Regions from separate parts of the Homo sapiens genome. Here region 1 is linked to region 2. A link is an interaction called in ENCODE POLR2A ChIA-PET data of the cell type or tissue named here. Cell type or tissue: OCI-LY7. All regions are shown on one strand. Each heading gives the region's core, and the rest is flanking DNA. Links, peaks and the distances in the headings are about the cores only.

What was found. ChIA-PET counts read pairs that join two places held together with the same protein. Peaks named below come from ENCODE experiments on the same cell type or tissue, not always from the same donor. Only the 100,000 strongest peaks of a DNase experiment are listed, where the experiment ranks them.
Region 1: POLR2A ChIA-PET joins it to region 2 with 12 read pairs; 4 of 35 experiments call an interaction of 5 or more read pairs at or near these places.

What each region holds. Positions count from the first base shown.
Region 1 is chr5:119,134,331-119,150,594 of GRCh38, reverse strand. It overlaps DMXL1 (Dmx like 1), which reads right to left. Exons shown (of 44, transcript NM_001290321.3): 13 at 16,206-16,264; 14 at 6,665-6,754; 15 at 5,957-6,059; 16 at 3,639-3,758; 17 at 3,125-3,346; 18 at 174-1,856. It also overlaps the pseudogene RNU6-701P. Among named protein-coding and RNA genes, the nearest start is that of MIR5706, 12 kb to the left of the region's middle. In OCI-LY7, for the core only: no CTCF peak of the experiment used is centred there; no DNase peak of the experiment used is centred there.
Region 2 is chr5:118,990,169-119,004,196 of GRCh38, reverse strand. It overlaps a transcript of DMXL1-DT not described here. Among named protein-coding and RNA genes, the nearest start is that of DTWD2, 8.6 kb to the right of the region's middle. In OCI-LY7, for the core only: no CTCF peak of the experiment used is centred there; a DNase peak (open chromatin) is centred at 7,926.

The DNA.
Region 1 (16,264 bases), core at 4,115-12,114, 150 kb before region 2:
CTGGTCTTAAACTCCTAGGTTCAAGTGATCCTCCTGCCTCAGCCTCCCAAAGAGCTGAATTTACAGGCATAAGCCCCTGTGCCTAGCCAATGGCATCATTTTAATAAAAATTATTTAAAATTATTTTCTGTGAAAGTAAGTAAAAATGTTATCAGTACGGAGTTTAGTTTTACCTTGGCTTCTGTCTCGGCTTTCTCCAATATCAGTGCTTGTAGTTGCAATTGTATCTGCTAAGGCCATCAAAGACATCTGCTCCATCCGGCTGAGTCCTGGTAAACTAGAATGAAGTAAGTGGCCAGAAAGAACCTGAGCATGCTCAGGTCCAAAGTAAGTCGGACTGTACTGTGAAAGGTCAATAACTCTAGGCTTTGTATTTTCTTCATCTGTCTCTAACATATGAGTATCAGTCATTAGAAGTTGAGTCTGAAAAAGCTCATCATAACTTTCTTTAGATAATTGGTTTGATTTACTTAACGTACTCTCATTACTAGATTTCTCCAAAGATGAGTAACAGCTATCATCATCTGCTGCAAGTAAGGCATATAAAGGAAGTGGAGGAACAGAATCTATTTCTGTGTAATCTGTATTTTCAGCCTTGTTGAATGCCTGGGGGTCTCTGGTAGTGCTTCCACTAGCACTGATTGTGAGAGACCTAAGGCGGCGTTCATGATTAGATTCAGCTTCATTCAGAGCCACAACTTCCCCAGCAATGCACTTAACAAGATGGGACAAGATGGCCTTGGCTCTCCGAACTTTACCAAGATCCATGAGTTCCAAAAGCTGCAAGGGATGATACTGAGGTAGAGTCGGGGAAAGTACATGAGCTGCTTCAAAAAGACCTGAATCTTCCATATCCACTGAAGGATCGAATGCAGTTTTCTTTCCACAGATTTTCTGTGCAAGACTGGTCATGGATCGAGTCAGAGTTTTCTTTGGAGGATGTAACCCAGAACTGGAGTTACTCTGTTTTATTAAACTTGTTATAGATGGAGTGCTCCCACTGTACGAATCTGTTATAACAGGTTCTTGTTTAGAAGATGGTTGCCATTGGCAATACACATGCATTTCACAGTCCATTCCTACCACAAGGATGCCATCCCGGACCCACGATAAAGAAACAGGAAAAGGTGGGGAGCCATCTACAGAAGAAACTAGGTCCACACTTCGTAATAGTACAAATTTAGAAAGGGGCACAACTTTGGTACTCTCCCAGAGAGGAAATGCCAGGGTTTCCTTACCAGTTTGGTCTTGTACCTTGCCAGCCAGGGGTCCATACATAAAAAGTTTTGATCCAATTCCTACAGTCAGGATATGAGAACCGTCTTCTCTAGACATCCAATCTAAGTGAACTAAATGCTTTGTGTTTGATGTGATATTCTCTTTACTAGATAAATACATGTCTTGTTTATTATAGGCCACTAAATTGCTATCAACACTAATGCCAGAATCCAATACTGTGCTTAACTCATCTAAATGAATTGTCTGCTCAAGGACCCAACATGAACCTCCTGTTGACTCACATTCAAAAATACTTACATGCATCACAAAGTCCTGGGAAGATCTACTATTAGATGCAGGCTGCTTATAAGCTACTGCTAAACGATTTGTATGTGCACAGCTAACTTCTACAGGCCTACCAGGTACAGTTATACTACTATTGCTCTGAAGTCCATCTTCAATAAGTAATGGCCATTCTTCCCAAATGTATGCAAGATCAATTTTTCCATTCTTTGACGTGGCAGATTCTCCATCTGTTACTCTGCATCTCCAGAATCTTACTTTCTCATCTGAACATGAAGTTGCCAATAAATAAGGAGCACTGCATGCAGGATATATAGAAGATGAACTCAGATGTCCTAAAATAAAAATAATCCGTTAACAAAATGTCAAATTTGGTTAAATACTTCTGTTTTTATGTACTTACGATTTTAGTCTTTTGTATTAACTACTATAAATATGAACAAAATCAAAGGGGCATCTTGGCTGTATGTTTTTTAAACTGCATAATAGACAGCCTATATTTATTTAAGTTAAAAAGGGGCAGCAAGAATAGTAAGAAAGAGGCTTTTAATGACATCAGAAAGGTATATAAAAAGAAAGTATCACCAAAACCTAGAGTTGAAAGGGAACTCTGAGATAATTTACTTCAATTCTTGAAGGTTAAACATCTTGGGCCTAAATCAAACAACTTAGGCATAGGCAGAATTTAATTCTAGTTAATCCCGAATTTGTTTCACAGCTCTTTGCTAGTTTTATACATTATAAATCTAATTTTAAAGGTATCAATGCATTTTTTTAAATTTGTCAACACTCACTGGCTCCTTCTCTTTCACATTTTTCAATATAAATGTGAATGGCCTATGTTTACTTAAGTACTGAATGGTCACTTTACAGGGCCCTTCATGATTGAGGTATATTTGCCATAACAAATGCTGAGAAGATTCCTAACTACAACTTAACATTTGCTTAGACTTAAAGTAATCATGCACTATTAGTTTCCTAAAACATAAGCCTTAATTTGTATTTTTGATTAGTATTCTTGATACTCCAGAACAGTGGTTCTTGACCTTTTGCAAGCATAAGAATCACTTTAAAGGTTTGTAAGTCCAGGCCACTGGGCCCCATCCCAGAGTCTGAGATTCAGTAACCCTGGGTGGCCCAAGAAATGGAGTGGCCAATTTCTAACAAGTTTCCAGGACGCTGATGCTGCTGGCCTGGGGACACTTTGAAAACCACTGCTCTGGAATAAGGATAATAAATATATAGCAGAAACCACACAATCAGAATCATGGCTCCAGGCAGCTATTGCCAATACCATCAAAGTCTGCAAATAAAGTACAACTTAGTTACCATCTCCGCTCCAGAAACTGTCCCTTTGTCTTCCCAAAAAGACAAAGAAAATTTGTTTTAGAAATCAATATTTAAGACTAGAACTGGCTGATAAATGTCAGAGTAATCTGAAAACATAATGAGAACTATAAGTCTTCAATTTAGGGTACTTGAATATATTATTTCCATTTCTAGTTCTGTGTGGATTTAAGAGATAGTTGCAGCACCTATTTTTAAATACCTGGTAAATACTCATGTGTTACAAAATTAGTCTCTTTTCATAAAATTTACAAACCTGCTGATGGCTTAATACTTATTATCTCAACTCCTTCTGGTAAATGCAATTCTTGGCTATAAACCATTTCTGAAAACAGAGTCAACCTGCTGGTACTCTGGAGATTTGCTCTGCAAGCCTGATACTTTTGTGAAAAAGGAGATAGGATCTTCTCTGGAGAAGAAGAATAATGTTCTTCTGGCTGCCAAACCGCTTCGGATAATTTTGTATCTACTTTTTCATCTACAAAACATAAGAAAAGAACCAAAAACTGAGGCAGGGGAACCCTATAAATATTACGATTGTTACATTTTACAATCCAAAACTGCCTTGTAAAAGATAAAATAGTAAACATATTAATATGATTCTTCACAGAAAGAAAATAAGAAAAGCTTTTTGAATTAATTGAATAATCTACAGTTATCACCATTTAATGAGAATGGCTTTAAGAAATATGTCCCAAATTATCTAATTTTGTGTAATTTGTTAACTTACACCTATTAAAGTTGCACAAACACACACACAAAAGACTCACCTAATGAGACAGGAATTGACTTTAGATGTAAATTCCACATGTGTAACAGTGAACGGTTGTCTTGAGTGCATTCTATTACAATTAGGTAGAACTTCTCAGAAAATCCATTAGGTGAGCTGCCTGTTGGTATTAATGATATTTTTCACTGTTACTATGTGTAAAAGAGACAACTTGCTAAACATGCCAAGTTAAAATAATTGGACTTTAAAAAAAGAAGATTAAAAACTTTTACCTAAGGCTTCAAACACAAGTGGTATTATAAAATATATTCAAATCCTTTACCACATGAATTTGTATTAACTTAAAATTTTTACAATAATATGTATGCTATTTCATGTTTGAATTGATAGGTTTACAGTCATCATCATCAAATTGTTCACAAAGATTAAACCATAAGAAGTAGGAAATTTCTAAACAGATAGGAACTATGTAATATGTACTTCAACTCAACATATCATGATGAAATGGTGGTGCCAAACATTTTTCAAATGAATAAGTTCTATAATGGATGACTTCATGATATTTATCCAATGGCCAAACCATAAGTTTTCATTATAAAACATATCATTCAAGAAAATTTGTCTTCTCCCAAATTGCATAAACAGCACACGAGTTGCTCAAAATAAACATATCTTTTTAAAATACATCAGAAAAATCAATGATTTATTATTGCCTGAAAAACCTTTTTAACAATAGATTTTAATCCAAGTTTTCTTCATTATAATCTATTATTCACTATGTGCACAATTAGGTAAACGAAAATTACATTATAAAAACAAAATAAATCGTAGAACATGTAAAACATGAGAAAGCAGGTATTATTAGAGCACAAAGACTTTGCCCTTTTATAAATTTGCATAGCAAAAAAATTAAAAAAGGTAACCATAAATGTTTTAAATCATCTTGTATTGAGAGACTAAATGAAAAGGTAACTTTGGTAATGTATTCTAAGTTAGGCATCCAAAATACAGAAATTAAGAGAAAAGGATAAAGATTATAACAAAAGTAAACAGAATAGAAATCAATCCTAGTTTTGATAATTTCACTAACAACAAAAAATGCTCCAATAATGAAAATATTTGTAAAACATTTTTCTTCTTCATAATAGAGCAAAAGATATGAAACCATTAACTCCTTAGGTATTTTCTAGGAAACTCTAATAATGAACATAATAGTTTTTGGGTAAAAGTAAAAATTTCCTGAATATTTTAAGAAAAATCTTAGCCTTAAAGAGAATTAAAATACATTAAAAATTGAAGAATCCGAAAAAAGCAAATGCTAGAATACAAGAAGAACACAGAAAAACTCAACCTTATTATGCAAAGGAGAGTAACTTCTTTTAAAAGTTTTAAAGAGACTTAAATTGTTAACAATATTAACATGTTCATTAATATTTTAATATGAAAAGGATAGTTTTGTTTATACAATAAATAATCTTATCTCTTACGCCTGATATCTTTAATCCCCATTTTTAGCATACTTCCAACATGTTCAGAGTTTTAAAAAACACATAAAGTGTATTTGCACAGCTCATTAACTCAGAGAAAACTGATAGAAGACTAAAAGCAATGGTAAGAAATTAGATGTCAACATAAAAGTGCAGAACTCTAAGGAGTACTTCTCATAAAAGAAAAATGGAAAAGGTGGCAGAAAGACATGATGTAAAAGAGAAGAAAAAAGTCTGAACAAATGGAGAAGATATTTAACATATGAATCTTGATAACTTCTTTGTGCAACAGGCACATACTGTATAATTGATTTATAAGATTGTGATATTCAAGAATGCCATTTTTGAGTTTGGTTTGGCTCTGTAATCGCAAGTGATGACCAAGAGACTGTAGCTTTATTTTACTCAGTGTGCCTTCATGTAAAGTGTTGATGAGAGGAGTTTAACATTTTAAAAACTTTTATTATAAAAGCATTAATTAAGACAATTAGTTTTTAAATTAAGGACCTTCTAGCTTGAAGTTTTAAGCTACTTCTTTAAATTATAAATTTTCAAAAGGCAGGAGGTCCATAATATCCAAATGGATGGGTAGGACCCCATCCATGCAAAAAGCTCTCATATGTTAATAATAAAGCATTTCTATTATGCAGTTTAAAAAACATACAACCAAGATGCCCCTTTAATTTTGTTCGTATTTATTACCTGGTTAAGAATAAAAAGATACTCATATTTATGATAAATATTTAATAAACAAACCTACCCCAATTTTTACTTCAAATAGACAATGTAAAGCATTTTACCAATTCATCTTTATTAACTGCCTAACATACTGTACATAGTATTTCTCATTCCATAAATAATTCTTCCTTACCTGCATTAGATAAAATGCTGTCTTTGCCAAGGCTTTTCTTCTCAAGGTTATTCAAAATGAAGTCTTCTTCAAAAACATGAAGCAGTTGGGTTTTTCTGCCATGCTGAATATAAATAAATATCAACGTAAGTTGACCTATGTGTTATTTACCTAATGCTAAATAGCCAGAAAAATAATACTTCATAATGAGATATTTAAAGGCAGAATAAGAAGTCAAAAGTTCAGCAGAACGTAAGCGTATGGCACCTCCATTAGATTAAACAGATGAATATAAAAATTTAGGTCAAGATGATTTGCTTTCATTACAATGAGTCTTTATAAGTAAGAAATAATATCCACCAATGTTTTTTATTTAGCCACAAATTGGAACCTAGTTTTCTTTTCAGTGATTTTCAATAACCATGGATGAGGAACCTAACACCACTTTATTAAATCTAATGGTAATATGATAATATTTCTAATATGTTTGAGTCAAAGTTTGAAAATTTATTTGGCTGTGAATATAGTAATGAGGATAATTTGTTTTCTAGTTTGAAGTCTAGGAAGTAAAATATACAATAATATGTTATCTATTATGTGATGAGTTAATTACTGAATCTACCTGTAAATATATAGCAAATTTTCAAATTACATTAATATATAGATTTTATGCAAAATGCTTTCATAAACTTTTTTTTAATATACCTCCCCCCCAAAATTAATACTTACAAGTTTGGTAATGGGATCTAATGCAATAATGCATCCTGGCCTGGCTGTTGATTGTTGACTGACGATGTTAAAGACTTCACCAACATATTTCTGTTTTTTTTAAAAAAATTTATAATTTACTAAACAATTCATATGCAAATAAGAGTAAATAACAAAATTTCAAGCATAACAGATAAATAACAATAAAATTCAAGTGGGCCTAAATATAGTCCCTTTCAACTATAAAAATTCTAGGTCTTTAGTCTTTATAGGAATTAACAAACGAATGAAAAAGCATTACAGCTCAGTTGGTACAGAGAAAAATAAAAGTAATGCTTGATAACTGTTAAGGAAAAAAATTACATCCATAAATGTGAAAAATTGATTTCAATCTCCTAGAAATGTTCTAATAATTAGTGCTTTTTAAACATTAATTTTGAGATAGGAAGGATAGAGCTAAAGAAACAAGATTACATACTATTCAAATATGCTGATCTCTTGAGCCATTCATGTCCTGACTGCTTTAGTCAAGGTCACACTGCTAAATTCAGTGGTCTATTTTCAAATCTTTATCAGACTTCCTTTATCAGCAGTATCTGATCTTGGTAATCATTCCTTCTTCCTCCTTGAAATATTTTTTTTCTTTTGCCTTCCATTATACACCACATTCACCCTTGTATTTCCACCCTACTTTTAACCGAGCATTCCAGCATTCAATCTTTAATTTTTTTTAACTTTCATTGTAGGTTTGGGAGTACGTGTGCTAAACTCATGTCACAGGGCTTTGTTGTACAGATTATTTCATCATCCAGGTACTAAGCCCAGTACCCGAGAGTTATTTTTTCTGGTCCTCTCCCTCCTCCCAACTTCCAACATGAAGAAGTCCCCAGTGTCTGTTTTTCCATTCTTTGGGTTCATGAGTTCTCATTATTTAGCTCCCACTTGTAAGTGAGAACATGCAGTATCTGGTTTTCTATTCCTGTTAGTTTGCTAAGGATAATGGCCTCCTTAAAGAATGGCCTCCATAAAGAAGTTGCTTTATGAATGCCAGCTCCACCCATGTTCCTGCAAATTACATCATTTCATTCTTTTTTATGGCTGCACAGTATTCCATCATGTGTATGTACCACATTTTCTTAATCCAATCTGTCACTCATGGGCATTTGGGTTGATTCTATGTCTTTGCTATTGTGAATAATGCTGCAATGAACATTTGCCTGCATGTGCCCTTACCACAGAATGATTTATACTCCTCTAGGTACATAGCCAGTAATGGGATTGCTGGGTCAAAAGGCAGTTTTGTTTTTAGCTCTTTGAGGAATCACAGTACTGCTTTCCACAACGGTTGAATTAATTTACACTCCCATCAACACTGTGTAAGTGTTCCCTTTTCACTGCAACCTCATCAGCATCTTTTTTTTTTTTTTTTTTTTTACTTTTTAATAATAGCCATTCTGACTGGTGTGAGATGGTGCCACATTGCGGTTTTTATCTGCATTTCTCTAATGATCAGTGATTGAGCTTTTTATCATGTTTGTTGCCACACGTATGTCTTCTTTTGAAAAGTGCTCATGTCCTTTACTCACTTTTTGATGGAGCTGTTTTTCTCTTGTAAATTTAAGTTCCTTACAGATGTTGGATATTCAGACCTTTCTCAGATGCATAGTTTGCAAATATTTTCTCCTATTCTGTAGGTTGTCTATTTACTCTGTTATGATTGCTTTTGATGTCTTTGTCATGAAATCACTGCCCATTCCTATGTCCAGAATGGTATCGCCTAGATTGTCTTCCAGGGTTTTTAGAGTTTTAGGTTTTACATTTAAGTCTTTAATCCATTTTGAGTTGATTTCTGTATATGATGTAAGGAAGGGATCCAGTTTCAATTTTCTACATATGGCTAGCCAATTCTGCCAGCATCATTTATTAATGGAATCCTTTCCCCATTGCTTGTTTTTGTCAGGTTTGTCAAAGATCAGACAGTTGTAGGTGTGTGGTCTTATATCTGGATTCTCTATTGTGTTCCATTGGTCAATGTGCCTGTTTTTGTACCACTACTATGCTGTTTTGGCTACTGTATCCCTGCAGTATAGTTTGAAGTCGGGTAACATGATACCTCAAAGCTCTGTTCTTTTTTTTACGATTGCCTTGGCTACACAGCCTCTTATTTTGGTTCCATATGACTTTTAAAATAGGTTTCTCTAGTTCTGTGAACAATGTTGTTGGTAGTTTGATAGGAATAGCATTGAATCTGTAAATTTTTGGGCCATACTTTGGGCAGTATGGTCATTTTAATGATATTGATTCTTTCTATCCATCAACATAGGATGTTTTTCCCATGTGTTTGTGTCTTCTCTGATTTATCTGAGCAATGTTTTGTAATTCTCATTGTAGAGATCTTCCACCCCCCTGGATAGCTGTATTCCTAGGTATTTTATTCTTTTTGTGGCAGTTGGGAATGGGACTGTCTTCCTGAATTGGTTCTCAGATTAGCTGTTGTTGGTGTATAGGAATGCTAGTCATTTCTTCTACATTAATTTTTGTATCCTGAAACTTTACTGAAGCTGTTTATCAGATCTAGGAGCTTTTGGGCCAAGACATAGGGTTATCTAGATATAGAAACATGTCATGTACAAACAGTGATAGTTTTACTTCCTCTCTTCCTATTTAGATGCCTTTTATTCCTCTTTCCTGATTGCTGTGGCCAGCACTTCCAATAATATGCTGAATAGGAGTGGCAAGACAGGGCATCCTTTCCTTGTGTCAGTTTTCAGGGGGAATGCTTCCAGCTTTTGCCCATTCAGTATGATGTTGGCTGAGAGTCTGTCAAAGATAGCTCTTATTATTCTGAGGTATGTTCCTTCAACACCTAGTTTATTGAGAGTTTTTAACATGAAGGAATGTTGAATTTTATCAAAAACCTTTTCTGCATCTATCAAAAAAATTATGTGTTTTTTGTCTTCAGTTCTCCTTATGTGATAAATCACATTTAATTTTCATATGTTGAACAAAACTTGCATCCCGGGAATTAAGCCTACTTGATCACTGTGAACTAGCTTTTTAATGTGCTGCTGGATTTGGCTTGCCAGTATTTTGTCAAGGATTTTTGCATTGATATTCATAGAGGATATTGGGCTAAAGTTTTCTTTTTGTGTGTGTGTGTCTGCCAGGTTTTGGTATCAGGATAATGCTGGCCTCAAAAAATTAGTTGGGGAGGAGTCCCTCCTCCTCAATTTTTTGGAATAGTTTCAGTAGGAATGGTACCAGCTCTTCTTTGTGCATCTGGTGTAATTCAGCTATGAATCCCTCAGATCCTGGGTTTTTCGGTTGGTAGGCTATTTATTACTGACTCAATTTCGGAGCTCGTATTAGTCTGTTTAGGGAATCAATTTCTTCCTGGTTCAGTCTTAGGAGGGGGTATATGTCCAGGAATTTATCCATCCCTTGTAGGTTTTGTAGTCTGTGTGCACAGAGGTGTTCGTAGTAGTTTCTGATTATTGTTTTTATTTCTGTAGAGTCAGTGGTTAACATTCCCTTGGTAATTTCTAATTGGGTTTATTTGGATTTTCTATTGGCTTAGTTAGCAACGTACTTATCTTATTAATCTTTTCAAACAGCCATTTCCTGGAATTGCTGATCTTTTGAATGGTATTTTGTGTTTCGATTTCCTTCAGTTCATCTCTGATTTTGATTATTGCTTATCTTCTGCTAGCTTTGGGGTTGATTTGTTTTTCCTTCTCTAGTTCTTTCAGTAGTGATGTTAGGTTATTAGTTTGAGATCTTTCTGACTTTTTGATGTGGGCATTTAGTACTATAAATTTCCATCTTAACACTGCCTTAGTTGTGTCCCAGAGATTCTGGCATGTTATATCTTTATTCCCATTACTTTCAGAGAACTTCTTGGTTTCTGTCTTAATTTCACTATTTACCCAAAAGTCATTCAGGAGCATGTTTTTAATATCCATGTAATTGACTGGTTTAAGCTATTTTTTAAATCCTGACTTCTATTTTTATTGCACTGTGGTCCAACAGTGTGTTTGGTATGATTTTGGTTCTTCTGCATTTGCTGAGGATTGTTTTATGTCCAATTATGTGGTCCAATTTAGAGTATGTGACGTGGCAATGAGAGGAATATATATTCTGTTGTTTTGGGTGGAGAGTTCTGCAGCAGTCTGTCAGATACATTTGGTCCAATGTTGAGTTCAGGTCCGGAATATCTCTGTTACTCTTCTGCCTCGATGAGCTGTCTAATACTGACATTGAAGTGTTGAAGGCTCCCACTATTATTGTGTGGGAGTCTATGTCTCTTTGTAGGTTTCTAAGAAGTTGTTTTATGAATCTGGGTGCTCCTGTGTTGGTTGCATATATATTTACCATAGTTAGGTCTTCTTGTTGAATTGAACCCTTTACCATTGTGTAATGCCCTTCTTTGTCTTTTTCTAATCTTTGTTGGTTCAGAGTCTGCTTTGTCTGAAATCAGGATGGCAACCCGGCTTCTTTCTGATTTCCATTTACTTGGTAGATTTTTCTCCATCCCTTTATTTTGAGCCTATGGGTGTCATTACATGTGAGAGGGGTCTCTTGAAGACCACATACCATTGTTTTTTTAAATCCAGTGTGCCACTCTATACCTTTTACGTGGGGCATTAAGCCTGTTTACATTCAAGGTTAGCACTGACATGTGTGGATCTGATTGTGTTATTATGTTGTTAGCTGGTTACTATGCTGGCTTGTGTGGTTGCTTTATAGTGTTACTGGTCTGTGTATATTTAAGTGTGTTTTTATATTAGGTGGTAGTGATCTTTCCATTCAATATTTACTACTCCCTTCAAGACCTCTTGTAAGGCAAACTCCCTCAACATTGGTTTATCTAAAAAGGATCTTATTTCTTCTTCACTTCGGAAGCTTAGTTTGACTAGATATGAAATTCTTGGTTGAAGACTTTTTTTTCTTTAAGGATGTTGAATATAGGTCCCCAGTCTCTTCTGGAGAAATATGGAACACTTCATGAATTTGCATGTCATCCTTGCACAGGAGCCATGCTCATCTTCTCAGTATTATTCCAATTTCAGTTTATGTGCTGCTGAAGTGAGCACACATTCAATCTATTACTTCTTAAGATGGTGTCTCTCTCTGTCACCCAAGGCTGGAGTGCAGTCGTGTCATCTTGGCTCACTGCAACCTCTGCCTCCCAGTTTCAAGTGATTCTCCTGCCTCAGCCTCCCAGGTAGCTGAGACTACAGGTTCCTGCCACCACATCTGGCTAATTTTTATATTTTTAATAGATGGGGTTTCACCATGTTGGCCAAGCTGGTCTCAAACTTCTGACCTCAAGTGATCCACCTGCCACGGCCTCCAAAAGTGCTGGGACTACAGGCATGAGCCATCGTTCCTGGCTTAACACTTCTGTTTTCTAACTATAGTCTCACCCTTGGCAATCTCATTCACTTCCACAACTTCAAATTTATATGCTGACAACTACTGTATATTTTCAGGCCAGACCTCTCTCTGAACTCCAGATACTAACCTACTATGTCTTTTGGATGTCAAACAGGCATCTCAAAATTAATATGACCAAAGCCAGACTCTTGAATTTCCCTGCCCCTCAAAACCTGCTACTTCTACATTCTTCCACATCTCAATTCACAGCAATTCTGTTCTTCCTAATATTCAATCACAAACCTTGGGAGTCCTCTTTTTTTCTCACACATACCGCATCCAGTCCATTCATAGCTATTCAATGTTCTAAACAACATCTTGAATTTGGCCATTTTTATCATCTCTGCCATTACCACTTGCTATATTCTAAGCTCCTTTTTTCCCTCTCCTGGACTACTGTAATTGGTTCCTAAATTGGTCTCTCTGGATCTACTTCCGCATCCCACGTCTAATCTATATAGCCACCAGAGGAATCATTTAAAACCTAAATCATTTCATACCTCTTCTATAGTTTCCATGTTATTCAGAGTAAAACCTGAAGTTACCACAATGGCCTATCAGGCTTCATATGACCTGGCCAGGCTAACTTTCCGACTTTATCCCTGACTATTTTCCACCTCACATGCTCTGCTCCAGCCACAGTGGCCTTTTTGCTGTTCCTTTACATACTGTATTAGTCCATTTTCATACTGCTATAAATAAATACCTGAGACTGGGTAATTTTAACAGACTCACAGTTCTGCATGGCAGGGGAGCCCTCAGGAAACTTACAATCATGGCGGAAGATGAAGGAGAAGCAAGCACCTTCTTCACAAGGTGGCAGGAAAGAAAGCATGCAGGGGAAACTGACACTTTTTAAACCATCAGATCTTGTGAGAACTTGCTCACTATAATGCAAACAGCATAAGGGAAATGGCCACCATGTTCCTATCACCTCCCACCAGGTGCCTCCCTTGATATGTGGCAATTATAATTCGAAATGAGATTTGGGTGAGCACACAGCAATAAACCATATCAATCCACCCAAGCCCCTCCCAAATCCCCTTTTCACATTTCAAAACCAATCATGCCTTCCCAATAGTTCCCCAAAGTCTTAACTCCTTACAGCATTAACCCAAAAGTCCAAGTCCAAAGTATCATCTGAGACAAGGGAACTCCCTTCTGCCTATGAGCCTGTAAAATCAAAAGCAAGTTGGTTACTTCCAAGATACAATGCGAGCACAGGCATTGGGTAAATGTTCTGTTCCAAATAGAAGAAACTGGCCAAAACAAAGGGGCCATAAGCCCCATGCAAGTCTGAAACCTGGCCAGGCAGTCATTAAATCTTAAGCTCCAAAATCTCCTTTGACTACATGTCTTGCATCCAGGGCACATTGACACAGGTGTGGGTTCCCACGGCCTTGGGAAACTCTGCCCCTGTGGCTCTGCAGGGTACAGTGCCTGTGGCTGCTTTCACAGGCTAGTGTTGAGTGCTTATGGCTTTTCCAGGCACATGGTGCAAACTGTCAGTGGATCTACCTTTTTGGGGTCTGGAGGATGATGGTGGTCCTCTTCTCCCAGTTCCATGAGGCCCCAGTGGGGACTCTGTGGGACGCTCCAACTCCACTTTCTCCCTCTGCATTGCCCTAGTAGAAGTTTTCCATGAGGGCTTCGCCCCTGCCGCAGACCTCTGCCTGAACATCCAGGTGTTTCCATACATCCTCTGAAATCTAGGTGGTTGCTGCCAAGCCTCAACTCTCATCTTCTGCATACCCACAGGCCCAATACCATGTGGCAGCTGCCAAGGCTTGGGGCTTGCACTCTCTGAAGCAACAGCCGCAGCTGTACCACGGCCCCTTTTAGCCATGGCTGGAGCTAGAGCAGCTGGGAGGCAGGGCACTGAATCCCAAGGCTGCACAGAGCAGCTGGGCCCTGGGCCTGGCCCATGAAACCATTTTCCCGCTTAGGCCTCTGGACCTCTGATGGGAGGGGCTGCCATGAAGATCTTTGACATGTCCCAGAGACATTTTCCCCATTGCCTTGGCTATTAACATTCAGCTCCTGGTTACTTATGCAAATTTCTGTAGCCCTTGAATTCTTCTCCAGGAATGAGTTTTTCTTTTCTACCACATGGTCAGGCTGCATATTTTCTAAACCTTTATGCTCTGCTTCCCTTTTAAACGTAAGTTAACATAAATTTCAATTTCAAACCATCTCTTTGTAAACACATATAACTGAATGCATTCAGAATAAGCCAGGTGACCTCTTGAATGCTTTGCTGCTTAGAAATTTCTTCTGCCAGATAACCTAAATCATCTCTCAAGTTCAAAGTTCCACAGATCTCTAGAGCAGGGCCAAAATGCAACCAGTCTCTTTGCTAAAGCATTAACATGAGTGATCTTTGCTCCAGATCCCAGTAAGTTCGTCATCTCCATCAGAGACTACCTCAGCCGGGACTTCATTGTCCGTATCACTATCAGCATTTTGGTCAAAACCATTCAACAAGTCTCTAGGAAGTTCCAAACTTTCCCACATCTTCCTGTCTTCTTCTGAGCCCTCCAAACTATTCCAACCTCTGCCTGTTACCCAGTTCCAACACCGCTTCCACATTTTGGGTTATCCTTATAGCAGTGCCCCACTCCTGGTACCAATTATCTGTAGTAGGCTGTTTTTACACTCTATGAAGAAATACCTGAGACTGGGTAATTTATAAATAAGTTTAATTGATTCATAATTCTACATGGCTCAGGAGGCCTCAGGACTTACAATCATGGCAGAAGGCAAAGGAGAAGCAAGCACCTTCTTCACAGGTGTCAGGAGACGGCACGTGCACAGGGGAAACTGCCACTTTTAAGATCATCAGATCTTGTGAGAACTCCCTCACTATCATGAGAACAGGATGGGAGAACTGCCCCCATGATCCAATCACCTCCCACCAGGTCCCTCCCTCAACACGTGGGAAGTATAATTCAAGATGAGATTTGGGTGGGACACAGAGCCAAACCTTATCACATACCAAACATGCTCCGGCCTTGGGATCTCTGAACTGGCTGTCCGTTTTCCCAAATCACATTCTCTTTAATAAATATCTACGTATCTAGTTCCCACATCTCCTTCAGATCTTTAATCAAATAGTACTTTTTCTGTGAAATTTTCCCTGACCAGCAACTTACTTGGCAATTCCTAATTCTTCTGCAACACTGTTTCTATCCATAGTATTTTTAATTAATATATTTTTATCTGTTTTCTTCCTATCTCCCTTCACCCGAATATAAGCTCTATGATACAAATTTTTACCTGTTTTCTTCACATCTAAATTCCCATTACTTAAAAATGCCTGATAAATAGAAGACCCCCCCCAAAATATATACATTTCTACTGTAATACTATATACATGCTTTGGAAAACCTTGTGTTCTGCAAAATTATGCATTAAAATTAACTTACAGAAAAAAACAGGATTGGAACAGATCACTGACATTTATGCAACTCTGTAAGCCGAGCATTAACAAATACATTAATTGGTAGTCAGGGAGATGGCTTGAATCTCCTAAATAGAAAGCTTGGTACAGCCGAAGGCTGCCTCTGGGGATACCAAAAGAAAAATCGCCAAAACCAGAAAAGTGGAAACGCTTGCTTGTTGGATGTCCCAAGACAATGCAGTTAGAAGGTTGTTATTAGGTGGGTATGAGAACAAATGTGGCCTGTCATAAGGCAAAAGCCTTACAACAATACTGAAAGAACTCTTGTCTGAACTGTAACCAAGCTAAGGGCTCTTTCTTTTCATGTTTAAGATTAAAATTCTATTCCTGTTGTTCCAGCTCCTCCTGCCTATAAAATAATTGCAGGGGGGCCGATATAACTTCTACATTATACTGTCAGTAGTCCTCATTTATCTATGAGTAAAGAAGTGTTACAGAAACATATTACAGGAGATGAGACTCTACTTTCTTTCAAAGAGTGAAAGAAATGGTTTCCTTTTAAAGGAGCTTTAAATCATTACAAGAGTACAAATGTGAAAAAATAAAACAAAGATACAAATGCTTATTACAAATTATAGGTCACAATTGTAGAACATGCCCAATAAATATAAACTATCTGAAAACATAATATTATATACTTAAGCTGTTTTAAAAGACATTACTTACAGAAATTTCAGGGTTAGAAAGCTCAGATAAAAGTTTCTTAGCATCAATAACTGCTTCAT
Region 2 (14,028 bases), core at 4,723-12,722:
AGGAGTACTGTGCTACGTAATCTTTAAATGCCTTTCTTGCTTGAAAATTAGATGATTCTAGTAATAGAGTTAATTTTTATTTCATTCAAATAGTTAAATTAAATTCCCAGTAATCAGAATTGGGTTTTACAATTTTAATTATTTAACTCCCAGTAGGAATATTTAATTCAAAATATAAAATTGGCTGGGTGTGGTGACTCATGCCTGTAATCCCAGCACTTTGGGAGACCAAGGCAGGCAGATCACTTGAGGTCAGGAGTTCGAGACCAACCTGGCCAACATGATGAAACCTTGTCTCTACTAAAAATACAAAAATTAGCTGGACATGGTGGTGTGCACCTATAGTCCCAGCTACTCAGGAGGCTGAGGCAGGAGAATGGCTTGAACCCAGGGGAAATTGAGCCACTGCACTCCAGCCTGGGTGACAGAGTGAGACTCTGTCTACAAAAAATACACATATATATATATATAAAATATATATTATATATAAATTTATATTATATGTAATTATAAATTTATATTATATATTTTACATATTTTATATATATATATATACACACCCTGTTATAAAACTGATTGGTGAAACAAACAAATCCAAGCAAATAAAGTGCTTTAAAAAAAAATCCCTGTATTCACCAAGATGGAGAAAAAAAAAAGGAAAAAAAAATCCTTTGCTGCAGTCGGTGCCTATAATTCCCACTAATCAGGAGGTAGAAAGATTGCTTGAGGCCAGGAGTTCTAGTTCAGCCTATGCAACATTCCTCTAAAAAGAAATCCTACAGGCAGAAGACTAAGATTATTTTAAGATTATATATTCTATATGTGGATAAGAAGTAATATAGTGGGTCTTCACATGTGAAAAAGAAGAAATAATAAATATCCAATTTAATTAACCTAGAATTTTAAGAAAATATAAAAGCAACACTGCACAGCCAAAAAATATAAAAATTAGAATAGATCCCTGAGGAAAATCAGGCAGAAAAAGACATTTTTATAGATAGCTAGTGTCAGGAAACTTAAAGAAACAAAAAGACAAGCATTATACCAATGGTATAACTAATAAAGAAACGGTTCAGGACATATTGGTGACAATTTGGGTGAAAGGGTGAAAGGCATGAAGCTGTGAAGGAAGGCCCTGCCCTAAGAAAAACTATCTCAACCTGGAGGTTGAGAGAAAGAAGGAGACCTCTCTATCATCAACGAAGTCATTTAAGAATAACTTATATAAAAATAATCATGATAGTTGTACTTGAGGACCTTGCATTAAATATTAGCATCACTGGACTCACTACTAACTCACATTAAAAAATTAGAAATATGGCTGGGTGTGGTGGCTCATGGCTGTAATCCCAGCACTTTGGGAGGCTGAGGCAGGTGGATTACCTGAGGTCAGGAGTTCGAGACCAGCTTGGACAGCATAGTGAAACCCTGTCTCTACTAAACCCTGTCTCTACTAAAAATACAAAAATTAGCCAGCTGTGGTGGCACACGCCTGTAATCCCAGCTACTTGGGAGGCTGAGGGAGGAGAATGGCTTGAATCTGGGAGGCAGAGGTTGCAGTGAGCTGAGATCATGCCACTGCATTTCCAGCCTGGGCAACAGCAGGCTCCGTCTCAAAAAAGAAAAGAAAAAATTAGAAATACATTATTAAGGAAAGGTCAGCAAGTTAACCAAAGAAGGGAATTAATAGAAACTATCTTCCACTTATATAGCTTGGTATTAAACAGACCATTATTAGATGTTGATGTCTAGTTAACGTTCCATATTCTTCTAAAAATAGTATTTACATGGTCATTGTGTAGAATATCTGTAAGATATAAGAAAAACACACCCAGACCTTTAATCTCAGTATCTTGATAGAAATATTGATTTTTTTGGTAAATATATTTCCATTTTTTTCATATGTAGTTTGTATGAATTTGCAAGCAGGAATTCAGGCGAGCAAATTTATGGTGGGCAGAATTTTGACCCCTGTGATCTTTGTCCTCTGGTATAAAGCCTTATGAATATGTTGCTTCACGGCAAAAGGGAATTCAGTTTGATAACCATTTGATTTTAAAATAGGGAGATTATCCTGGATTATCTGGGTAGAAATGGAAGTGGAAAAGGAAGGCAGAGAGTTGGTTAGAAAGATGTAATGGAAAAAGAGGCAGGAGAGATTCAGAACATGAGAAGGACTCAACCTGCCCCTGCTGGCTTCACAGATGGAGGATGGGGGCCATAAGCCAGAGAACATGGGTTACCTCTAGAAGCTGAGACTAGCCTTTAGCTGACAGCAGGAAAATAACCACCACAATGAACTGAATTCTGCCAACACCTAGATAAGCAAGAAAACAGATTATCCTTTAGAACCTCCAAAAGAATCCAGCCTGCCAACATCTAGATTTTAGTCCTGTGGGATCCATGTCAGATTTCTGACATACAGAGCTGTAAGATAAATAATGTATGTTGGTAGGAGGGGTTGGAGAAAAAAAGTATCTGTTAAAAAGCCACTAAATTGACTACTATGCCTATGGAGTAGCCATTCTCTATTCCTTTACTTTCCTAATAAACTTGCTTCCACTTTATGAATTTGCCTCAAACTCTTCTTTGTGTGAGGTCCAAGAACATTCTCTTGGGGTTTGGATCAGGACCCCTTTCTGGTAACATCTTCCTGATGAATCCCAAAGAAGTGATACTGAGGAGACCCCGGACTCAAAGGAAACAGACTGCAGCACTGATTGGCTGACTCTGGGTAAGTGGTGCTGTACCTGGGTAAAGGATGGGATTGGGTTAGAGGCCCAGCTTAGGGGAGTTAGAGTCTCTCCTAAGACAGAGTGGGTTAAAAGCCCCTCTTAATAAAAGGCAAGGATGCTTGACCAAACTTAGGGTCAAGGCTGAACTTAGGAAGGTTAGAGTCCTCCCTAAGATTTAGGGGGTTAGAGACCACCCTCTCAGTAAAGTCCCTTTTGGTTAAAAATAGATTTGTTATTATGGGAAGTTAACCACTATTCTCTTTGGATTAATCTGCCTTGCATTCTTTGCTGAAGGCTATGGGTGACAGGGTTAGTCATGTACAGGACCGTGGGGCATGGGGAGCTTTTTCATCCCCAAAGGGGGAAACTTTAGAGCTGACGGAGCTGCTGGAAAAGATCCCTCCCCAACTGACAAGTGGCTGCCTGAACTTTTGATTCAGTGTCACTGCATTGGGTGGGTCTTTCTCTGGCCTCCCTGAGCACCTTGCCTTCCCCACCCTGCCTCAGGCAATGCTTTTCTCCCTTTCCTTTCCCTTTCTTATCTTTTCTATTACTCAGGACAAACATCTTGCCCAGAGACCACACACTGAAAAATGTCCTTGTAATCATGTGGCAGTACTTTTGCTTGCTCTCCCCTTTCCAGGGAAAAGGAATTTTAGGGTTCATGTCATAGTCAGCTCTAAAAATTGTCTTGAGCAGTTAAAACCCATTGCAAAGCACAAAATTGGATGCTTTAGGCTCCTTCTGGGAAAAAGCATCAGAAACTGCCCAATGCTGTAGCTTAGTGGCTAAGGCTTTATCTTTTCTTAATGGTGGCCCAGGTTCAGGGTTCAATTCCTTGCTTAGTGAATGAGTCCTTTCTGGTTTGTCTGTGTGACCTTCACTATTTGTTGATTCTCTTCCCCTCCACTAACTGTCTTGAATTTTCCTTTCTCTGAGCACAAAAATATTGGCTGTTTGGCCTGGCTAAAGTCATGTAATAAGAGACTTAAAAAGATTTTTTAAAGAGTACTATGGTTAAAAGTCAGCTTTTTAAAAGTGGATATTCAAGTTTTATGGGACTCCCTGGGAAAAACAGAGGAGGCACCACAGACCCTGTTTTGGGAAAAACCTCTGTTTTCCTCATGAAACCCCTGGAATTGAAAGCAGATAAATCCTTCTCAAAATCTAAAGCTCTGTTGTATTTTGCATTGCCTTATCTAATGGTTTTGACTTTTGGGGTTAGCAGAAATTACTTCACACTATGAGAGAGCTTTGGTTGTAATAACTAGATAGGAAATGTACTTCTGGGGCTGGCTAATGGAAGTTATGGGGAGATAGCTCTTTGCATGTTTGGATTAGAGAAGCATGCCTTTGGCTACCTAAAAGAAATGAAAATGTCCCTACCCGCTACTGAGAGGTAAGACTCTCATGAAAGATGGGCTAATTACAGAATGGGCTGATTGGCTTTGTATTGCTTTGCAATCAAATGCATGGCAAAATCACTGCATTGTCTTATTCCATAGCACTTCTCTTTCTTTGGGATCCAGGATCTGGTAAAAAATGAGACCCTTAATTTTGAGGGATGTTTTGCCTTTCAGCTGTGCCTGCTTATTAGGCCATAGGAACTTCATGCTTTCCTGGCCCTGTTCCTCCAAGGGCTCCACCCTGGAGTCAGTAATTAAAAAAACTGGCAAATGAAAAATCTTAAAATTACTGGATCTTCTTCTGTCTATATTTATATGTGATGTGTGTATGATTTTTATTTTATTTTATTTTTTTTAGTATTTATTGATCATTCTTGGGTGTTTCTGGGAGAGGGGGATTTGGCAGGGTCATAGGACAATAGTGGAGGGAAGGTCAACAGATAAACATGTGAACAAAGGTCTCTGGTTTTCCTAGGCAGAGGGCCCTGCTGCCTTCCTCAGTGTTTGTGTCCCTGGGTACTTGAGATTAGGGAGTGGTGATGACCCTTAACGAGTAGGCTGCCTTCAAGCATCTGTTTAACAAAGCACATCTTGCACCGCCCTTAATCCATTTAACCCTTAGTGGACACAGCACATGTTTCAGAGAGCTGGGGGTAAGGTTATAGATTAACAGCATCCCAAGGCAGAAGAATTTTTCTTAGTACAGAACAAAATGGAGTCTCCTATGTCTACTTCTTTCTACACAGACACAGTAACAATCTGATCTCTCTTTCTTTTCCCCACATTTCCCCCTTTTCTATTCGACAAAACCGCCATTGTCATCATGGCCCGTTCTCAATGAGCTGTTGGGTACACCTCCCAGATGGGGCGGCTGCTGGGCGGAGGGGCTCCTCACTTCCCAGACGGGGTGGCTGCCGGGTGGAGGGGCTCCTCACTTCTCAGACGGGGCGGCTGGTCAGAGACGCTCCTCACCTCCCAGATGGGGTGGCGGCGGGGCAGAGACACTCCTCAGTTCCCAGACAGGGTTGCGGCCGGGCAGAGACGCTCCTCACTTCCTAGACGGGATGACGGCCGGGAAGAGGCGCTCCTCACATCACAGATGATGGGCGGCCAGGCAGAGATGCTCCTCACTTCCTAGACGGGGTGGCGGCCGGGCAGAGGCTGCAATCTCGGCACTTTGGGAGGCCAAGGCAGGCGGCTGGGAGGTGGAGGTTGTAGCGAGCCGAGATCACGCCACTGCACTCCAGTCTGGGCAACATTGAGCACTGAGTGAGCGAGACTCCATCTGCAATCCCGGCACCTCGGGAGGCCGAGGCTGGCAGATCACTCGCAGTCAGGAGCTGGAGACCAGCCTGGCCAACACGGCGAAACCCCGCCTCCACCAAAAAATACGAAAACCAGTCAGGCGTGGCGGCGCGTGCCTGCAATCCCAGGCACTCGGCAGGCTGAGGCAGGAGAATCAGCCAGGGAGGTTGCAGTGAGTCGAGATGGCGGCAGTACAGTCCAGCCTCGGCTCGGCATCAGAGGGAGACCGTGCGGAGAGGGAGGCGGAGGGGGAGGGGGAGGGGGAAAGGGAAAGGGAGAGGGAGAGGGAGATTGTATGATTTTTATTTACTTAGTTTTTCTCCCCGAGATGGAGTCTTGCTGTCACCCATGCTGGAGTGCAGTGGCATGATCTTGGCTTACTGCAACCTCCACCTCCTGGGTTCAAGCAATTCTCCTGCCTCAGCCTCCTGAGTAGCTGGGATTACAAGCACCCGCCATCATACCTGGCTAATATTTGTATCTTTAGTAGAGATGGGGTTTCACCATGTTGGCCAGGCTGGTCTCGAACTCCTGACCTCATGATCCACCTGCCTCGGCCTCCCAAAGTGCTGAGATTACAGGCGTGAGCCACCGCGCCTGGCCGTGTGTGTGATGTTTACATAAGAAAGAGCTTTATTTGTTTTAAAAATAATAAACGCTTAACTCAAATATTTTGTCAGAAAAGTAAAAACTTTAATGCCTTTTAGTTCACATGACTTTAGTAATCTTGGAAATAAAAACAGCTTTACATGCAAGATGTGTAAGGAAAGCGAAATGTGTTTTTTGTAAAAGATTATAAGATGTCATGAGAATGTAGATTTTTTTGTGTGCCTAAACGGTTAAAGGATTGTTTTAAGTTAAGTAGAATAAAGCTGAAGGTTTGAGTAAGTTGTGGAAGATTTGTGAAAAATTAATCTTGTAAAAGAAATTCTATGTGTGAACATATTGGCTAAAGTTAAAAGGGTATTCATTGGAATACCCTTTGGAATATTGGAATAAAGGCATAACAGGTTTTTCTTACAGCACTAATCTGTTCTTTAACAAAAATTTGTAAAGATTTGTAAAAGGTTTATGAGAATCTTACCTTATGATCAGACATAAAAATTGGATAGATTTGTCTATAAAGTTTTATTAAAAATTGGGGTTGACATTAATAGTACACTAACGCAAAGGGTAAAATTTGGTTTTCTCTCTTGAACAAGATTTTCATGTACTATCAAAAAAAAAGAAAGATTTTTGTTTGCCTTTTAAATAAACTATAGGAAAAAGAAAGAAAAGAAAAAAAAAGACACAGATTGTTTAGAAAGCTAAGTCTTCCCTCTTAATGAATAAAGGTTTTTGCCTCTAAAAATATTTTTAAGTCATCATTTTGCCTGAATGAATAACTTATGGTGGCCTGGGATTCTATTTTATGTTATCGTGTTTTAAACCTTTGATGTCTGACAAACTTTCCAAAATCATACTCTAAATTACGTTTTTCTCTGACCTAATTAATCTTTTAGATATTAGGTCCCCTAAAGTTCAAAAGAGACATATTTGGCTTATTTGGTACAAAAATCATGTAGAGCCGGGCATGGTGGCTTACACTGGTAATCCCAGCACTTTGGGGAGCTGAGGCAGATGGATCACCTGGGATCAGCAGTTTGAGATCAGCCTGGCCAACATGGTGAAACCTTGTCTCTACTAAAAACACAAAAATTAGCTGGGCGTGGTGGTATGTGCCTGTAATACCAGCTACTTGGGAGGCTGAGGCAGGAGAATCACTTGAACCCAGGAGGCAGAGGTTGCAGTGAGCTGAGATTGCACCACTGCACTCCAGCCTGGGTGACAGAGTGAGACTCTGACTCAAAAATAGAAATAAAAATAAAAATCATACAGGAAGTGTAGTCAAATATAAAATGGTATTTGGCTTTCTTTGGGCTGTATTTGTATAAATGTAATTGGTGTGTATTCCAAAATCATGTAAACTCATAATTCTAATATGACTTAGTTTTGTTATTAATAGTTATAATTGTTATGTAAAATTGTTGTATGCCAAAGAAGTAACCAAATTTTCTTGTCAATTGTGGCTCTTAATAGTGGCTGACCTAAGACTGTCATCCACAGACAATTGTCTAATTTTGATCCTCTTCAAAAGGTGGTTTATAATCAGCTATAGGACTTTGACAGGTGCTCTTAAGTGCACATTTCTAATAACTTTGGAGATTGTAACATTACAGTAGACGAAAAAAGTTTCAGGACTCGCATGGAGAGCTGAATGTTCATGAATATCAAGCACAACAGGAGTTAATTACATAGACTGAATTAATAGAAGACTGAAGTAATCTTTTTGACTTTTTTGTTTAAAACATTGCTGATCCTTTGTTTTGTGTTTCAGAGCCAAGAAAACTTTCAAGTTACTTACAGCTTTTATCAATTGAGTAAAGTCTATTCCTGTGAACAAAATTTGGAGCATATTTATTTCTCTCTACCTGATTTCTCCAGAATTGGAAATTATTTGTGAGCATTCTCAATTTATGGCAATATAGTTATTTGCATAAGTGCAATAAGTATCTGTTTTCTTTTGTAACGGGACACAATTGGAGACACTGGTTATTTTACCAAGGTTTTGACTGGAATAGCATGCTTTCTTTTAAGGAATCAAATTTGACTTATAAATCCAATAAAAACCCCTTGGGAAACTGGCCTCACCTCATACCCTGTCTACATAGTCCCTGTATAGAGTTCCAGACCTGTGGTAAGTAAAGAATGTCAGTTTTTGACAGGCCCAGAAGCCCCAAATTATCTTGGGATCTCAAGAGAAGAGGAACTTACCCAACTCATAGGTATTTGACAGTACAACCCCATAGCTGGGCTGGGCTTTTAAAAAAGTCTTATCTAAGATTCCTTTGATGGAACAAAAGTTCCATCAAAGCTAATTAAAATAAGCCTATGCGGCAAATAATTATTCCTGCTGCACTTTATACAAATAATCAGGCTAAGTATAATAAGGCAAATTGGTTTTACCATGATTTGTATTTAGTAAAAATGGGAGATTGAAGAGAGAAAAACTATGTTTCAAGAACTATGGTACAGTTATTATTAGATTGTAACCTCATCAGTTGTTTTTGAGGATGTTTTCCCTGCAATTTAGACTGAACACTCATTCCTGTGAACCAGTCAGTGATCTCTGCCTGCTGCTCAAACAAAACAAGGGGGATGGATAATGTAAAAATATAGATCAATATTGTAATTCTGGGCATATATTGGAATCAGGTAGTGACACCATATCAGCTTGGTTTCAAATTGCCCAGTTCATGGAAAGCTTTCTTAACTAGTTTACTTGGGATAGTTTTGTTTTACTGTTGCGGAATATGTTGCTGCTGTACTCTCCGTGTAAGAATTCAGGGTAAGTTTACTCAATGTTATCTTAAATTGGACACCTATTAATCTTCCAGATATCACCTTTTGCAGAGTTATGGATGGCCCTCACCATACTGATGCTTTCTGACTAAGCTCCTCTCTACCCCAAATACAAGAGACCCTAGTAGTTAGGCAGGAATATCATCACCCCTATTCAGCCTGAAGAAGCTACAGAAGATGGATCTTTGTCCCTCTAAAACCCTTAGCATTAAGGGTTCTCGTATGAAAGGAAGGTGGGAAATATGTCAGAGGCGTTTGAACCAGAGCAATTCCATCTTGAATAGGAGCTGGGTAAAATAAGGCTGAGACTTACTGAGCTGAATTCCCAGGAGGTTAGGCATTCTAAGTCACAGGATGAGACAGGAAGTCAGCACAAGGTACAGGTCATAAAGATGTGATAAAGAAGCTGGCCAATCGCATCAAAACCAATATGGCCAAGAAAGTGACCTCTGGTCGTCCTCAGCACTCATTATATGCTAATTATAATGCATTAGTATGCTAAAAGACACTCCCATCAGCACCATGACAGTTTGCAAATGCCAAGGCAACATCAGGAAGTAATCCTGTGTGGTCTGAGAAGGGGAGGAGCCCTCAGTTCTGGAAATTGCCCACCCCTTTCCTGGAAAACTCATAAATAATCCACCCCTTGTTTAACATATAATCAAGAAATAACTATAAATATTATTGGTGCACTAAACCAGGAAGAAGCTGAATCCCTGAATAGACAAATTAACAGGCTCTGAAACTGAGGCAATAATTAATAGCCTACCAACCAAAAAAAGTCCAGGAACAGATGGATTTGCAGCCAAAGTCTACCAGAGGTACAAGGAGGAGCTGGTACCATTCCTTCTGAAACGATTCCAATTGATAGAAAAAGAGGGAATCCTCCCTAACTCATTTTATGAGGCCAGCATCATCCTGATACCAAAGCCTGGCAGAGACACAACAAAAAAAGAGAATTTTAGACCAATATCCCTGATGAACATTGATGCAAAAATCCTCAATAAAATACTGGCAAACTGAATCCAGCAGCACATCAAAAAGCTTATCCACCATGATCAAGTGGGCTTCATCCCTGGGATGCAAGGCTTGTTCAACATACGAAAATCAATAAATGTAATCCATCATATAAACAGAACCAAAGACAAAAACCACATGATTATCTCAATAGATGCAGAAAAGGCCTTTGACAAAATTCAACAGCTCTTCATGCTAAAAACTCTCAATAAACTAGGTATTGATGGGACGTATCTCAAAATAATAAGAGGTATTTATGACAAACCCACAGCCAATATCATACTGAATGGGCAAAAACTAGAAGCATTCCCTTTGAAAAACTGGCACAAGACAGGGATGCCCTCTCTCACCACTCCTATTCAACATAGTGTTGGAAGTTCTGGCCAGGGCAATTAGGCAGGAGAAAGAAATAAAGGGTATTGAATTAGGAAAAGAGGAAGTCAAATTGTCCCTGTTTGCAGATGACATGATTGTATATTTAGAAAACCCCATCATCTCAGCCCAAAATCTCCTTAAGCTGATAAGCAACTTCAGCAAAGTCTCAGGATACAAAATCAATGTGCAAAAATCACAAGCGTTCCTATACATCAATAACAGACAAACAGAGAGCCAAATCATGAGTGAACTCCCATTCACAATTGCTTCAAAGAGAATAAAATACCTAGAAATCCAACTTACAAGGGATGTGAAGGACCTCTTCAAGGAGAACTACAAACCACTGCTCAATGAAATAAAAGAGGACAAAAACAAATGGAAGAACATTCCATGTTCATGGATAGGAAGAATCAATATCGTGAAAATGGCCATACTGCCCAAGGTAATTTACAGATTCAATGCCATCCCCATCAAGCTACAAATGACTTTCTTCACAGAATTGGAAAAAACTACTTTAAAGTTCATATGGAACCAAAAAAGAGCCCACATTGCCAAGACAATCCTAAGCAAAAAGAACAAAGCTGGAGGCATCATGCTACCTGAGTTCAAACTATATTACAAAGCTACAGTAACCAAAACAGCATGGTACTGGTACCAAAACAGAGATATAGACCAATGGAACAGAACAGAGTCCTCAGAAATAATACCACACATCTACAACCATCTGACCTTTGACAAACCTGACAAAAACAAGCAATGGGGAAAGGATTCCCTATTTAATAAATGGTGCTGGGAAAACTGGCTAGCCATATGTAGAAAGCTGAAACTGGATCTCTTCCTTACACCTTATACAAAAATTAATTCAAGATGGATTAAAGACTTAAACGTTAGACCTAAAACCATAAAAACCCTAGAAGAAAACCTAGGCAATACCATTCAGGACATAGGCATGGGCAAGGACTTCATGTCTAAAACACCAAAAGCAATGGCAACAAAAGCCAAAATTGATAAATGGGATCTAATTAAACTAAAGAGCTTCTGCACAGCAAAAGGAACTACCAGCAGAGTGAACAGGCAACCTACAGAATGGGAGAAAATTTCTGCAATCTACCCATCTGATAAAGGGCTAGTATCCAGAATCTACAAAGAGCTTAAACAAATTTACAAGAAAAAAATCAAACAACCCCATCAAAAAGTGGGCAAAGGATATGAACAGACACTTCTCAAAAGAAGACATTTATGCAGCCAAAAAACACATGAAAAAATGCTCATCATCACTGGCCATCAGAGAAATGGAAATCAAAACCACAATGAGATACCATCTCACATCAGTTAGAATAGCAATCATTAAAAAGTCAGGAAACAACTGGTGCTGGAGAGGATGTGGAGAAACAGGAACACTTTTACACTGTTGGTGGGACTGTAAACTAGTTCAACCACTGTGGAAGACAGTGTGGCTATTCCTCAAGGATCTAGAACTAGAAATACCATTTCACCCAGCCATCCCATTACTGGGTATATACCCAGAGGATTATAAATCATGCTGCTATAAAGACACATGCACACATATGTTTATTGCGGCACTATTCACATTAGCAAAGACTTGGAACCAACCCAAATGCCCATCAATGATAGACTGGATTAAGAAAATGTGGCACATATACACCATGGAATACTATGCAGCCATAAAAAAGGATGAGTTCATATCCTTTGTAGGGACATGGGTGAAGCTGGAAACCATCATTCTCAACAAACTATCGCAAGGACAGAAAACCAAACACTGCATGTTCTCACTCACAGGTGGGAATTGAACAATGAGAACACTTGGACACAGGAAGGGGAACATCACACACCAGGGCCTGTTGTGGGGTGAGGGGAGCGGGGAGGGATAGCATTAGGAGATAGACCTAATGTAAATGACGAGTTGATGGGTGCAGCACACCAACATGGCACATGTATACATATGTAACAAACCTGCATGTCGTGCACATGTACCCTAGAACTTAAAGTATAATAATAATTAAAAAAAAAAAAAGTATCCTTGATGAAGTAGCCTAAGCTGCTGCTCTGCCTGTGGAGTAGCCATTTGTTATTCTTTTGCTTGCCTAATAAACTTGGTTTTCACTTAAAAGAAAAATAAGTGGCCAGGCGCGGTGGCTCAGTCCTGTAATCCCAGCACTTTGGGAGGCCGAGGCGGGTGGATCACCTGAGGTCCGGAGTTCAAGACCAGCCTGATCAACACAGTAAAACCCTGTCTCTACTAAAAATACAGAACTGGGCCGGGCGCGGTGGCTCACGCCTGTAATCCCAGCACTTTGGGAGGCCGAGGCGGGTGGATCATGAGGTCAGGAGATCGAGACCATCCTGGCTAACAAGGTGAAACCCCGTCTCTACTAAAAATACAAAAAATTAGCCGGGCGCGGTGGCGGGCGCCTGTAGTCCCAGCTACTCGGGAGGCTGAGGCAGGAGAATGGCGTGAACCCGGGAAGCGGAGCTTGCAGTGAGCCGAGATTGCGCCACTGCAGTCCGCAGTCCGACCTGGGCAACAGAGCGAGACTCCGTCTCAAAAAAAAAAAAAAAAAAAAAAAAAAAAGAACTGGCCTGACATGGTGGCACGCAGCCTGTAGTCCCAGCTACTCGGGAGGCTGAGGCAGAATTGCTTGAACCCGGGAGGCGGAGGTCGCAGTGAGCCCAGATCACGCCACTACTCTCCAGCCTGGGCGGCAGAGCGAGACTCCATCTCAAAAAAAAAAAAAAAAACAAAGGAAAAAGCCACTAAATTTGTGGTTATTAGTTCCACAGTGATAGAAAATGAATATAGCAAAAAATACCATGTTTTTATTTCATTTAAATCAAATCTTATACAATGCTGAATCCTCATACTGCAGGCCTGGCAGGATATTCAATCCCTTACATTACTGAGGCCCTTTCCTCTACCAGTAACAGGATCTCCTTTTCCCACAACACCAGGCGTGGACCTAAGATTGTCCTCAGTCTTTACTACCCAAACTCCTCTGAGGCAAAGGAGCATAAAAGTCTGGTTTTCTACCTGAAGTTGGGAGATAAACAAAACATACATTAACACCTCAATACATTATCTTGACACTAGTAAGTTGTCTGTATCCCATAAAGGATATTTTACTTCCCTTTCTGGTGTCTTGGCACTTCCCAGAAGCTGAGTCACTGATGGTCTGATACCTGGGTCTGCCCCAAGGTGGTAACCTCACCTGCATGTTTCCTCAGGCGTCTGAAGGTCATTGTTCACAAACCTGGATATTGGGTGAATTTCTTGCTTCCTATAGAGGAAAATGGCTCTCCTTTCTCAACTCTGTGTCTTGCCTGGATGGAAGCTTTCTTTGATTTTGGTCAGCCTCTGAGACAATGGACTTGTAGGGGATTTTCTTCATAAGGAGCGGAGATGGAGCAGGAGACCACTTAGGTCTTTGGCAATATTCTATGCAAGAGATGACGGGGGCTTGAACCAGGGCAGAAGTAGTAGGTGAGATAAATGTTTGGATTTTGAATACTTTGAAGGGTAAAGCCAATAATCTGATATGGGGTGTTAAAAGGAAGCCCCAAGTAAGTAGGCTCACATCAACCTAAAAGGAAGGAGCAGAGGCAAAATTAATATAGAGAGTTTATTTGGGCCAACGTTGAGGACTGTAGCCTAGGTCGTACTTCCAGGTTGCTGTGGAGAGTGCTCTGGAGAACAAAATGGGCTGGAGTTTTTAAAGAAAAGAGAACGAATCAGCAGAGGGGGGCATTACAAAAGCTATGTCTCAGGAAGT